Linked DNA regions of Homo sapiens: all the other regions are linked to region 4. A link is a contact called in ENCODE Hi-C or POLR2A ChIA-PET data. All regions are on one chromosome and are shown on one strand. Each heading gives the region's core, a stretch centred on a gene start or an enhancer-like site at or near the end of the contact. The rest is flanking DNA. Distances are from core to core; before and after follow the strand shown.

The links. A loop is a pair of places that touch in the nucleus more often than their neighbours do. ChIA-PET counts read pairs that join two places held with the same protein, here RNA polymerase II (POLR2A). Pooled maps may share reads with other maps.
Region 1: a map with no recorded cell type shows a loop between it and region 4 (3-fold over the local background). The contact joins the enhancer-like site here to the promoter of AKAP9 in region 4. A Hi-C loop is called at or near these places in 3 of 37 single-sample maps with no recorded cell type and 4 of 50 pooled maps.
Region 2: a loop to region 4 is called in a map of B cell, with 17 times the contacts of the local background. The contact joins the promoter of CLDN12 here to the promoter of AKAP9 in region 4. A Hi-C loop is called at or near these places in 2 of 168 maps with a recorded cell type or tissue (B cell and OCI-LY7) and 11 of 50 pooled maps.
Region 3: a pooled map shows a loop between it and region 4 (5-fold over the local background). The contact joins the enhancer-like site here to the promoter of AKAP9 in region 4. A Hi-C loop is called at or near these places in 1 of 37 single-sample maps with no recorded cell type and 3 of 50 pooled maps. POLR2A ChIA-PET finds 5 or more read pairs at or near these places in 1 of 52 experiments (OCI-LY7).

Annotation. Positions count from the first base shown.
Region 1 is chr7:90,716,373-90,719,578 of GRCh38, forward strand. The region is part of intron 2 of CDK14 (cyclin dependent kinase 14); the gene reads left to right. Among named protein-coding and RNA genes, the nearest start is that of CDK14, 120 kb to the left of the region's middle. Within about 2 kb of position 1,544, at least 3 of the 41 ENCODE cell types and tissues checked have a DNase peak (open chromatin) inside an H3K27ac peak, as active enhancers do.
Region 2 is chr7:90,401,532-90,405,039 of GRCh38, forward strand. It overlaps CLDN12 (claudin 12), which reads left to right and starts at 1,930. Exons shown (of 4, transcript NM_001185072.3): 1 at 1,930-2,018. RefSeq lists an enhancer at 2,110-2,635.
Region 3 is chr7:90,736,128-90,739,450 of GRCh38, forward strand. All of the region lies in intron 3 of CDK14 (cyclin dependent kinase 14), which reads left to right. Among named protein-coding and RNA genes, the nearest start is that of CDK14, 140 kb to the left of the region's middle. RefSeq lists an enhancer at 1,219-1,508. Within about 2 kb of position 1,329, at least 4 of the 41 ENCODE cell types and tissues checked have a DNase peak (open chromatin) inside an H3K27ac peak, as active enhancers do; they include OCI-LY7, where a contact is called at or near this core.
Region 4 is chr7:91,938,694-91,942,231 of GRCh38, forward strand. It overlaps AKAP9 (A-kinase anchoring protein 9), which reads left to right and starts at 2,169. Exons shown (of 50, transcript NM_005751.5): 1 at 2,169-2,454. The coding sequence starts at 2,407. LOC124901698 (a long non-coding RNA gene) reads right to left here and starts at 2,158. Exons shown (of 2, transcript XR_007060431.1): 1 at 1,971-2,158; 2 at 1,157-1,871. RefSeq lists enhancers at 1,710-2,271, 2,310-2,459 and a silencer at 2,000-2,109.

The sequences.
Region 1 (3,206 bases), core at 294-2,793, 1.2 Mb before region 4:
CAAAGCTACCAAATAAACCCTAGTAAGTAGTAAGCAAAGCAAGATTCTGAATTCAATTCTACTTAGGATAATTTTGTAGTAATTGTTTTTATAGATATGATGGCTAGCAGCAAAACAATGTTCCTATATTAGAGACACATACATCTATAAATTTCTATGCAGGAAGTAATGTCATATATGCTGCTATAACCCATGTATATTCTTTCTTCTCTACTCATCACTCATTCCAATTCCATGGTTGTTTAAATTCATAAACATATTGGATGTATATTATTGCACATTTTATTTCAGAGCTGAAAATATATTGAGTTATCTGATAACTACCGTGAACTTTTGAGATAAGTTTGAGTAAAATATGTTACCGAAGGAGTAGTAAAATTTTTATCACTCATTGTACACAGAGACTGAAACAAATTTTCCCTCTAAATTTGCCCTCTCTACAATCACAATCTCTTATTGGACCATAACAGCAGAATATATCATTACATGGTTTAGTGCACCATGTCTCAAATTTCAAGGTGCACACAAATCACCCAGGGATCTTGTTAAAATTCAGATTCTGACTTGGTAGAACTGCAGTGGGTCTGAGATCCCAGTGATTCCCGTGCTGCCAGTCTGCAAGCAGCAAGGGGTTAACTTTTCCAGATGAAATTCTGGTCACAATGCTAACTACATTCTGAAAAACTTATACAGACAACTAACAATAGGGCTGGTTGTTAGTAATTCTACCCTTGCTATGAGTGCTCATTAAAACCTTACGTTAAATTTATCATTATGATTTGGACAAAATGAAGAAGTATAGGCATCAAAATGAAGAAGTATAGAAGTCAGGAAGTATAGGCATCTACCTATATGAGCCTATAAACAAAACTGTATCTCATCTGAAATGTGTAATTATCACAGAAGAGAAAGTGACTAAATAAAATTATTTTAACAACATATACCAAAGCTTAAGCTTCTGGAAAGACTACCTAATATTCCATAATAGAATTAGCAAAACAGTTATCAAGCCTATTGATGGCAAGCATTGAAGTCCAGTAAGGGATGTAACAAAACTACAGTCACTGAAGCAGCGTAAAGGTCACTGAAGCAGCATAAAGGAATGTGGTGTCCTCAAGAGTCCTCCATTCAGCAGTGTCCACTAGCTGAGGAATTCAGGATTTAAGTGAAATTGGGTCAGATGCCAAAGAAACCATGTAGTAGAAAAATAAGCATTTTAAAACTAAATCGCAATGTTAGACATTGAATTCTGATGAATGGAAACATCTGGTGAAGTGTTTTCATGACTGGAAAATATCTCAACTCAGAAGGTACCTTGTTTTTAATGTAGTTTCTCAGGACTAATTTTTTTAGTGGCCTATTTTTAGTTAAAGGGGAAAGCTTATAATTAGTAAAACAATCCATCATTGAGTAAATATTAACAGAACTATTTCATGCCCGGTCTTTTGTGCTTTGGGAACACTAAAGAAATAGAAGATATGGTTTGTGTGCTCAAGGTGTTTACACTCTGGTCATGGAAATACAAACACGTGAGAAACAGTGCTCAGCAAAGACGGAGCTCCCCCCACCCCACCAAAATAAACCAAACACTTGAAAACAAATTCTACAGTAGCTTATATAAGAATATATAATAACATATATTTCAGTAACAAATTATAAAATACAATCTAAAAATGATGTAGTTGGTAGTGAGGGCATTTTTGGTTGTGACAGTGACAATGATATAAGGGCAGGACTAGCATTTAGTACACAGAACCATGGTTGCCAGATGCTCTACAACGTGTACTGCTGTGGAAATGCTGCACCCAAATAATTTTCAGCCAAAATGCCCAGGATGCCACCACTGAGAAACAGTGCCAGGATGTCAGAGTTAAGGAAAATCTGAAAAGACTGGAGACATTAAGAGAAGTGTATACATGGTATGTACCTGTCTTTGTCCTTTCTAAATCCTAAAATTCTAAGGGAAAGTGGAACACAAAGGAAGCACAAAGAAGTGAATTTATGTGTGAGACTTTACTAGTTGACCTATCTAAAATTATTTACCAGCTGCAAACTGCTGCCTAAAGTTCATAGTAGAACATTAGAGCTAAAACAGATCTGTATCATTTTACAGATGAGAAGACTGAGATCTGGGGAATTTAAGTGGCTTGTCTTGAGGCACTTAGTTCTGACTTCTATGGGCAGTATGTTTGCATGTATATTAGATAATGTTCTGAAGGTGACTTTAGGCAAGATCTTGGTTCTCATAAAACAAAGCTGTAAGTAAAAAACACATTCTTGCATATATCCTTCTATATGTGTACATATCTTTGCTCTGTGTAGCCACTCTTACTGCCATCTCTGTGTATACACACATACATACACACGCATACTATTAGGGAGAAAATAGAGAAGACAGCAAGCAAAGAGAGGAAAGCATACTTTTAGATTTGACAGATTTAAGTTATAGATGAAGGCAGTTATCATTGGTTATGATTCTAGTGGCAATGATTCTAATTCTTCCTACCTCTCTCTTCTACCCAAAACTCTTGCACATCTATCCTTAATAGCTGAAATTACTTTTATAAGGGAGAAAACTTGTTGTTCTGTAACGCTTAAAGTTCAGATAATTCTGGGAGAGGTAGTACTACGATTTAAGTGCTCAAAAACTTATAAATGACTGATGATTTTTTTATATTGGGAGCAGATTTTGAGTAGGATAAAGCCATCAGGCCCTCCTGGGGTATTGGACAAAGGGAAAAAAACAAATGAAAGAGGTTGTCAAGATTTTTGCTTATTTCATAGTTTTGCATTGGACCTGTGATGGATATTCCTTTCATGAATATCAAAAGAGCATGACCTAGCTACAGCCTGACGCATGATACATATTTGCTGTGGGTTAACCTGGAGTCTTTTAAACCAATTCTTTTCCAGTGTCTGCCTTCAACTAACAGTGTGGAGTGAAGTAGTAGAGAAAATCAGACTCTGAACCCAGTAAAATGCTGATCACCAGAAAATGGGTGATTCAAAGGGACAATTTTCAGACCGAATGAATTCACTTGAAATGAATGCCAACCTTAACTGAATTAAGCTGTGCTCTTTCAAATCCACTGCTGTGAGTTCAGTAGACAGTTGTCTGGATTTTACATAGCTCTAAGCTAGAATCGTAGGTCAAATTGTGACTTTTGGAGCCTCATACACTGTTTGAATTTCTAACAATTTTTACT
Region 2 (3,508 bases), core at 680-3,179, 1.5 Mb before region 4:
GCAGCAATAGAAATCTAACACAGTGACCAAATGGGAATCTCTGTAGAATTTTGGTGGTGAATGGTACACTGCAGTGAATTTAAGATTTGACTTTCTCCTTGAAGAATCTCTAATGAGAAAAAGAGGAAAGACAGGATTGTTAATTGCAGATCTAAATTCTTATCTAAAGTATTTTTGAGAATTATATTCCAATTATCTAACTATTGAACTCCAACAGGGTATTTAAGTATTCTGTTCCATCTTTGCTATGCCAGAGGCAGGCATTTTAGACCCCAGCTTGAACAGTAAGTCTAGGAATAGGGTTGTCTTTCCTTCCTTTTTGTGCTGTGATTTTTTAAAATTATTGTAATCAATTGCAAGTACCTCCCAGCTAAAGTCCTCTAATCAGGCAGTATTCATCAGTGATTGGGAAATAAGTTATAAGATGATTTTGTACATAGTTATTTGATTCAATTCAGCTTTATAGATGAGAGAACTGAAGTTCAGAGGAAATAAGTGATTATCGTTTGTCACATTGCTATTATCCATCTGCTATTGCCAGAGCTGGCCTGGAGCCCAGAAATCTTTTCACCACCCAATGCTATCTTTCTTCCTCATTATTACATTTCCCAGTCTGGCTTTGGGATCGGATTGCTTCTGGCCTTAGATAACCTTATCCATCCTCTAAAGCAGTATCACACATAAGAAGGAGGTAGCAGTGGACTGATAGTAGCCTCTCTACCCTCCCTTTTTAAAAAGTCTCTGACAAATAGTCTCATTGTTACTAGAGCAACGCAAAATGGAAAATGCTAATAGCAAACATATAGTCCTTATTATGCGTCAGATACTGTTGTAACTGTCTCTGTAGTAATTCATTTAATCCTCATCACAATTTTCTGATGTAGATATACTGTTACAGATGAGACCTTGAGGCACAAAGGGGTTACCTTACTTGCCAAGGTTATACTTACTTGGGATGGGTGCCATCCTTTTGTATAAACTATGATACTTTTTCTTCTTTTTATTTTGAAAAATTTCTAAGATACAGAGAATTTGAAAGAATAGTACAAGAGACACCCACAAACATATTCTTCATGAATCCAACAATTATACACTTTGCCACACTTTATATCCATTTGTGTGTGTGTATGTGTGTGTGTATGTGTGATCATTTCGAAGTAGTAGGCATCACAACACTTCAGCATCCTTTATTTTTTAAAAAATCAGATCATTGCTATTTAGGACTTTGGAATCTTTTAGTTTAATTCAGATATTCATTCACTAATGCAGGACTTCACATTGGAGAGAAGCCAACAGAGAAAGGGACAGGACAGTAGAAATTGTGTGGGAGAGTAAAATTAGTTCAAATATCTAATAGCTAGCTATACTGTACTTTAGCTATATTAGGTCCCTCAGTTTTCAAGACAACAGTATGATGTGGGTGATCTTATCCCCATTTTTCCAGATAACCTCCAGATGTAGAGATAACTTTCCCAGGGCCACCCAATCAATACACAGCAAAGCCCCATACAAATCTGGGCTGTTTGGTTCTAGACTTTGAGCTCTTTTTCTACTTTTTGCCTAGATAAACACTTTGAGGGGAAAAAAAATCCAGATTTAAGAATTTTTGCTAACCTTCCTACGGGCAAGTCACCTTCAAGTCACCTGGGTACTTAGGTATCCAACTCAAAACTACTTTTAGTTTTGTTTCGTTTTGCCTTTTTTTTTTCTTTAACCGATAACCCAATTCTAGACGGAACATAAGGTGCAAGAGAAATCCGGGGAGGTGGAGGCAGAGAAAGGGAAGGGCAGGAGGTGGTCGCAGGATGTTGCCTGCGGCTGGCGGCCCAGTGGATTCTGGGAATTGTAGTCCCAGCCATCCAGGGCATTGCCGTTCAGGGCCACGGGAAAACCTGACTGCGCTCCCAGAAGCCTCCGGTGTACCTCGCTGGGAACGCACTTCCTGGGACGCTGAGAGGGAGACGCTCCAAGAGGCTCCTCAGTGTGGGCGAGTAAAATGCCCTGCGTGTGAGAAGCAGGTAGGTGTGGTCAAGATGTTCCGATTTCTGGGTCTTTTGCATAAGTAACTGAGGATTTTATGTAAAATGGCTAAATCCAGGAGAATCAGGAGCGTTGGAAAACGCTGACCACATCTGTGGATGTGAAAATTGAGTAGGTATTTGGTAAGGCTTTAAAAAATTATTTTGTACACAGGAGTATGGAAATGTCGAGGTGTGTTGCCGGAGCCGCCAAGGACTGGGAGCTTTGCTGGCGCGGGTTTGTGGGGGAGCCCAAGCTGCTATTTTTGAATAACCAGCTGATGCTGGTTGCGTAATGATGACCTGCTTGCGGTTCAAACCCACTCAGTGTTGCAGGGATGGGCTAGCTCTGAGAGCGTTAACAGTCACTGTTGCGGTCTCTCTCCATTGGCTCTAACTAGTAGGGCGTTTTCTTCCTTCTGCCAGGTCTGGGTCTACCACACACAGGGCTCTTCGAAAAGAGGGAGGAGGAGAGGAGGCGGAGGGGGGAGGAGGGGGGCGGAGGGGGATGCGGATTGCTCTGGAAGCTTGGTTTGCTTTCCTGTAAGTTCTGTGCACCCGGCCTTGTAAGGGGCCCATAGCCACGTTAGGGAAAGGTCAGACTTGGTGACCTCACTTAAAATGATTGCTCAAGGATTCTATTGTGCGTTATTAATTGTAAAACGATTTCCTCTGACTTTGGAGTGTGCAATTATGATTGATACCAACCCAAGAAACACATTTGGGGCGGGGGAGGGGTTGGGGGGGACTTGACTGAAATCTCCGAGCAGCCAGTTGCAGAGAGCATTCTACATAATGATCGTAATAGGGCTAGTGATGAACGCCTCAATCCAGGAAACTCTCAGGCGCACATAATAATGAGTTTCCATTCTCATCCTACCTGTTTGAGATAAATGGTATTTGAAGAGGAAGTGGCTAATGTTTAAAGTAGATATATAGAAGCATCTTTAAGTATCAGGTTGAGCCATTGGTGGAACTATTTTTTTTTTAAGCATTCTGGTTGCAAATTTCAGGATGCAGAATTCAGATCAACTTTGTCTGGTCTTGTTGTCAGTGTCCTTTTTTAAAAATGTAAAAGAAAATTTCTTTTACTTCCAAGACAACTGCACAGTCTTTCACCACCTTCCTTATCCTTTCACCGTAGTCATGAAAATGATCTAAAACATTCATTAAATATCAATCATATATTCCCAAGACAGCAAAGTGTTTTTCATCCTCATTTCTCCTATATTCTCAAGTCACAAGATGAGTTAATTTTTTTCTTCTATTTCTACGTATTTTTCTATATTCTATATATTTCTCATATATAATGCATGAATTAAGGAATAAACAGCCTTTTTATTTTTTTTTTTTTATTATTTGAGACAGATCATTGCTATGTCATCCAGGCTGGAGTGCAGTGGCATGATCATGACTCACTGTGTCCTCAAACTCCTGGGCTCAAGTGATCCTTCCATGTCAGCCTCCCAAGAAACTGGGACAACACGTGT
Region 3 (3,323 bases), core at 79-2,578, 1.2 Mb before region 4:
GCTTTAGCCCTCCGTGGGCTGCACCAACTGTCCAACCAGTCCCAGTGAGATGAACCGGGTACCTCAGTTGGAAGTGTAGAAATCACCTGCCTTCCGTGTTGATCTCGCTGGGAGCTGCAGATGGGAGCTGTTCCTATTTGGCCATCTTGCCAGCAAATCCTGTCTGCTGCCTTTTTGTTCTCTCCCCTGTTGTGATAAGAAGGGGTACTTTATTATGTTTTTGTTTTTTTTTTTTTTTTTTTTTTTTGGTAGAAAGGTTAATTTCCACTGGATTCTGAATTGGGCAGAAAATGGAAACATTAACACTTTTTGCATAACGCCATTTTACATCCCCTGCAGCAGTGTAAAGATTTGATCAGTTAATTCCCATGGGAAGCATGGGAAAACAAGGGAGCCTTATAGACACGGGTGTTATTTTTAACAATGCTTAGAGGATGTAACAATGACTGATAAGCATCAAAGGAAGACCCTGTTTCCTTAAGGGTCACCATGATTTATGTCATACTTTTATTTTATCATTATTTCTTTTAAAATATTAGTTATCTTTTATAGGCTCCAAGAGTAGAGCTGAAAAGGAAGGAAAATGTGATAGAAGTGTGGCATTGCAGCCACTGTTTTAATGAGGAAAGCATTGTTTTTTGGAAATACTGTGGTAGAAACTATTTTAAAATATCATGCCTTCCCAGCCGTATACATCTATATGCTCTTCACATACAGGCCATTATATATTAGGAGCCTTGACTGAAATCAAGGAACCAAGAATGCCTTGACCTCAGTGGCCATCATGCTAATGTAACTGGCTGATTGGTTTTTTTCTTCAGATAGTGGCACTTTAAAATTCACGCAAAATATAAAGAATGAGGTTTTATTTATAGTGGTATATTTTAAGAGGGTGTTTAAGAGGTTTTTAAATTTGTTTCAGATGTATATTGAGTGCCCACTTTTCCTAGGACTAGTTCCTGTGTGGTGTTTAATACCGTCACTGATGTGACAAACCTTCCCTCCCCTATTCCTGCCACCTCCTCTAACCCAGCTGTGCTCCTCAGTAGCTGCAGTTCTTGGGAGTACTACAGGAGATTTCCTGTCTTGCTGGACCAATTTAGAAGGGATTTCATTGAGTTATGCTGTCATAAGCTGATCTTAAAGAGGGCATATTTTCAGAAACTCATATTTAGGTTAAGGTCCTCTCTACATTCCACAAATTGCTCCAAATTTACCTCTTTTCATCACCATAAAAATCTATATCCCATGATAGGCAGGCCTAATCTGGGAGATGTGGGAGGAGGGTGCAAACCTGCAAATGAGAGTTTCACTTCTGTTTTTAGATACTTGTTCTTAAGGTGTGGTTGGTGTGTCATCTTGGCGTTACTTCCTCTTCTGGGGAGTGGAAAATTCCCAGATTAGAACCAAGCCCCCTTGACAGGTTGTTACCATGTGTGGTGTTTGGATCCATACCTCTGCACAGCACCTAGATCTATTTTATAACCAAGTTACCTATCAATGATGCATTACCTTAGTGTGGCTGTAATAGGGCTATCAATGCTGGGTGATAAAGCTTGTTCTGGAGATCAAAGGCAAAATAAAAATTAGCCCAGTCAGGTTTGACTTTAAATCCTTATTTAATGGAGTCACGTGGTTCTGATTGAATCCTTCCTCTCTCACCCTCATACCCACTCTCACAATTACAGTATAATGTGCTGGAGAAGTGATTCTCCATTGTGGTTTTCCTCAATTCAGGGGGTACTCAACAATCTTAAGCAAGGGGTTATGTGTGAGGGTTAAAATCAGTTTTCAATGAAGTCAGTATGAAGCTATGGACATTCTTACTGGATATCAGGGTATCATTACAGTGAACACTGAAGTATACTCATGAAGTTTATAAAAATTGCAGTTCAGACACCCATCCTTGCTTCTGTGAGTGGGGTTTCAATAGAAGATAGACCGAAGCATGTTTAATATTTCCTCTATGTGGGTGAGGGTTAGGACTCTGTGTGAATATTCCACCAGTGTAATAGTAACAAAGAAAATAATTCTCAATTCTGATAATCTTGGCTTGAATTCTAGTTCTGCCAGTAACTATAGGATTTTAGATGAGTTACTTTATTTTTCCAGTCTATAAATTATTCATGTTCAAATGGGGATAGTAATAGAACCAACCTCATGGTGGTATTATAGAGATTAAGTTTATGTAATACATATAAAATGATTAGCTTAAGGTCTGATACATAATTACTTGATATTAGCTAGTTGTTATTATTATTACACAGACAATGAACTAGAGCTGTCAAGGGTTAAGAACACCTCTATGGCAGGGTGACAAACATTGTTCAGCTGGAACATTATGTGCACTTTTCATTATCCATGTCAGTGTTCCCCTCCGCTGGCCCAGATAATTGACGGTTCTCTATACTTTTATTCAGTTTTTTAAAAAAGTGTTAACATCATCTCATTAAATTTCACATCTCTATGCAGTTAGTGTCTGTTAGAAATTGCTGATTAGCCCTCTGTATTTCCACGTCTCTAAAGTGGTATCTCAAGCCTACACTCTAAGTAGGGAAGCGATAAGCAGAGAATAGTTGTCCCATAAAGCTGTTTCTCATCCATCCACACACCTGACATCAAAAAGCCAAAGATAATGTTTAAGGTTGACTACACCTTGGTTTGATCCAGTATCTTTATTTAAATGTGATGATTTAATAAAGTTGCAAGGAAAAAAAGACAAAGGACTCCACTTTAATTATAAACAAAAATCTCTCCTTCTGAATTATTCTTTTTTTTTTACTTATTTGATGGGAAGAATTTTATTATTGACCTCTTTAAATATTTGGCATTTGGATTCTTTATTTATGTGTACAGTAATTACAGATCAGACCATTTCTGCATACTTAAAATAGGAGACTCACTTTATAAGAATCTAACTCTCAAAGCGGAGACTGTCTCTTAGATGCATCCTATTCCATAGGACTGTTGTTTTGTAGACTAGGAAAAGTTTTAGAGAGAATTACATGCCTTTGATTCTTCCTATGGAGTCAGCATGATTGATTTGTAAGTTACAGTGTATTTCCACAATGTCTACCTGTCAGTTTCACAGGGCAGATAATATTGATTTTTTTACCACAAAATGTGGCAAAGTATTAATTTTCTGCCATTGTAGTGTTAACAGAATATAGAATACAACCGTAGCAGTTAATGCATCCAAACCCAGTTAGTTAGATAGACTACTTTGTACCATTGGCATCTTCCTTTACTAAATCTTTCTTGTGAATGAATGGAGATTGTTTTTATTAAAATTTTTTTTGTTTTTCTAATTTCCTCAGTTCAGT
Region 4 (3,538 bases), core at 919-3,418:
TTATTTATTTATTTTGTAGAGACAGGGTTTCGTCATGTTGCCCAGGCTGGTTTCGAACTCCTGAGCTTAAGCGATCCACCCCGCTCAGCCTCCCAAAGTGCTGGGATTACAGGCGTGCACCACCCCGCCCAGCCTCCTCATCTCTTTCAAGTCTTTGCTGAAATATCTTCTGAAAGAATCACCTGAGTAAGTGAATGACATGACATGAATTAATGATTGGTATGACAAGTTATGACAGAATAGGTGCCATAAGGAAGAGTCAGAACACTAGTGCCCAATGCTTGCTCTTCTAATAGAAGTTAACACAAATCTAACTTTCAACATTGATTGAGCACCCATTATGTAAACTAGACATGTATATGATTGGCTGCTATCAGTGAAGGAAACATTGAAATAATCTTGTTGCTTTGGAAGGTATTCTTGAACATTCTCAGCACCTACAAACAGCTGACTTATTTAGTCACCGAGAAAGCAGTATCCTTTAACAAACAGGAATAGCTTTGGATACCCTGGGGCTTCCCCCTCCTAGGCAATCAGCATCTACACTCATAATCCCTCAATCCAGGCAGTATTTAAATCACTGCACTATTAGAACACTTAGTTCTAGTCCTTACTCTTAATTTGATGGGTGACTAAGTAAATCACTTATTGCCTCAATTCTTTCATCCCTATGATAAAATGTCTAATTTTACCTGGTTCCTAATTCAGGTTGAGATAACAGGACAATATGCACTTGGCTGTTAGAAGTTGGCAGAATGTATGCATTACGGAGCTTAAGAAAAAAATCTTTTTTAAAGCTAAGATTTCTAAATGAGGGCTATTTAAAACTCATCTTCAGTTTGTGGTAGACTTAAGGTCTTTATTATCTCCTTTTTTGTTTTTTAACCTCAATTTTTCACTTAACACCACTTCTACGCTTGAACTCATTTTAGCCTATTTTTTGTTCACAACTGCTAGTTTTTCAGTCCAACCTAGCTCAAAGCAACGGAGAAACATGATAAATCTGAGTAATCAACCAGAGACATTAAAATGTGTAGTTCACTCCAGGAATGGATGTGAGCATTGGAGGGCAGGGAGACGAACACAAAGGACTGAGGGAGCACATGTCGGGGAAACAAGGAAAGATAGTAATGTTAAATTTATAAACACTGCTCAATTCAATCCAAAAAGCGTTTATTGAGTGCAGAGCTCTGTGCTGGTCATTTTAGTAAAGCCAAGATGAGCAAGACTTATGATGAGTCTCTGTCATCAAGGAGCTGGGAGTATGAGCTGAACTAAGACGCACACAAATTATTAAAATATGGTGCAGGGTACTTAAAGGAAGTCCAAGGAGAAATAAAGCTGACATTATTCAGGACGTTTTAATATGTCAGGGCAGTCACATATATTAACAACCCTTCCAAAAATTCCAGGTAGGCTCAGGGAGGATAGGTAACTTGTCATTAACGCTAGAAAGTTAGTGTAGTCTGGCATTGTCCCTAACCGAGGTTCTAAAGCTCAGGCTCCTTTCAGAACACTACTGTTAAAGGGAAGCCCCAAAGAGTCGGGGGAGGGGACTAAGTTTTGACTGGATGTGTCTCGGTTGCCGTGGAGGGAACAAGAGGTCAGAAAAGCCATTTGGAGGCAGCGTGTGCGATGGGACTATAAGGATGAACCGGAGATTGAGTGGGAACCAGTGGAGGGAAGAGGGAGGGACTTTTCAGGCTAAGGAAGTAATAAGAGCAATTAGCTGCTCTCATAATTCTTGAGTCAAGCAGTTAATGTAGGTAGAAAACCTGGCGTCCGCCCCCCCACCACCCCCCACCGGAACTTTTCCGTTGGAGCTTGTAGGTGTTCGCCAATTTCACCATTAGGTGTGTTAGTTTTGTAACCTGAAGGAAAAAAAAAACTCATGTTTTAATAGCAGTGGATTCCTCGGACGGAGGGTGGGGGTCAGGCCAGGAGCCTCTGGCACACTCCGTCTCTCCTACCCCTCAGCTCGGCCGCCACCTGTGAGCCGTTGATGTGCGGGAAGGGCGCTCTCTACGGCGGGATCCTCGCTGGTAGGAGGCAGGTCCCAGGCCTGGCAAGGGTTGACCCCGGAGGGCTGGGCCGGGGCGGCACCCCAGGAGCACCTGCCCACGAGGCGGCTGCGCGGACAGACGTTCCAGCCCCTCCCGCCTCGCCGTGTGTTTACGTGGAGACGAAGATGGCGGCGGCGGCGGCGGTGACGGCGCTTCCCGTGCGGCTGAGGACGATCCGCCAGTGAGCGCGGAGACTGCTTCCACTTCGGGCGGGGGAGCGCCGGACCGAATCGGCTCTCTAGGCCGTGGAGCTTGCCGTCCCACCTCCGTCCAAATCGACCTTTCCTTTCTATCCCCAACCACCCCTCAACCCCTGTTTTCCCCTGCCTTCCTTGCAGAGGCCATGGAGGACGAGGAGAGACAGAAGAAGCTGGAGGCCGGCAAAGCCAAGGTAGGAGAGCCCGAGGCAACCGGGCCTGCGGTGGGAGGCGGTGGCTAGCACGGGGTGGGAGGGGGCCTGGGAAGCGGAGTTCGCCGCAGCCCCAGTGCACTGCCCGAGAGGGAGGTGCTGCAGGGTCTTAGGGTCTGCATCTCTCCTCGCCCTCCTCCTTTCCCCTTTTTCCAGTTGGGGGACAAAGCCTTGTGCTAGCTGATAATACTTCCGCGAGGATTGAATATTGTGGCTCCTTTCTCGTGAATGTCCAAATAAAACTCCCCTTTTACTGTATTGCTGTAAACTAGTGTTTAGTTGCTTCTAAACCTCCGATCTTTCATTTTTTTAAGGAGTTTTCTGGGTGGTGCAGGCATTGTGCTTTCCAGGGTGGGGATTTAGGGCTTTTCTTTATTGGGTTGGGGATTTGTGCGCTGATCATCAGCTTGTCTTCCTTAGGTAGCACGCTGGCACTCTTGGGTGTGTGTGATTGGCCTGTGACAGCTGTCTCAGCAGTGGCTTGTGTGTGCCACAAGTGCCAGCTGTGAACTTGGCTTTAGGGGCGTTTTTAGAAGCGTGTCTTTGTATGTTTGTACTTGAAGGTCTTTGTCATGGCATGCGCTTTTGTGTCCTATGGAATGTTAATGCAGTCTGTGAATGGAACTTCTGAGGACCGAAAGGTTCCATATGCCAACACCTATAGAATTCCTGCTTTAAATAATTTAGTTGTTATATATCTCTCTGGCGAATCCTGGTTGTGTGTGTGTGTGTGTGTGTGTGTGTGTGAACGGTTATGGAAAAGCCTGTAAAGCAAACAATACAATACACAATTATACACAGGCATCGTTCATTGGGCTTCATGAGAAATTTAACATATACAGAATATAAGCTGCGTAGCATATTTCTTTTAAAAATTACATATTTGAGCATATATTTTGTCTGGGCTCAAAAGCCCCCTTCCTCCCTTCAATGAAGTCTTCTTTTATGGATTATATTATTTTTAGAGATAATTGTTAGCAGTCATACTTGGACAAAAATTGTATTACAGGTAACTGTTTTTCCTCTCTTCCTTTCTCTTCTCCTCACATAAACAAAGGAAACCAGG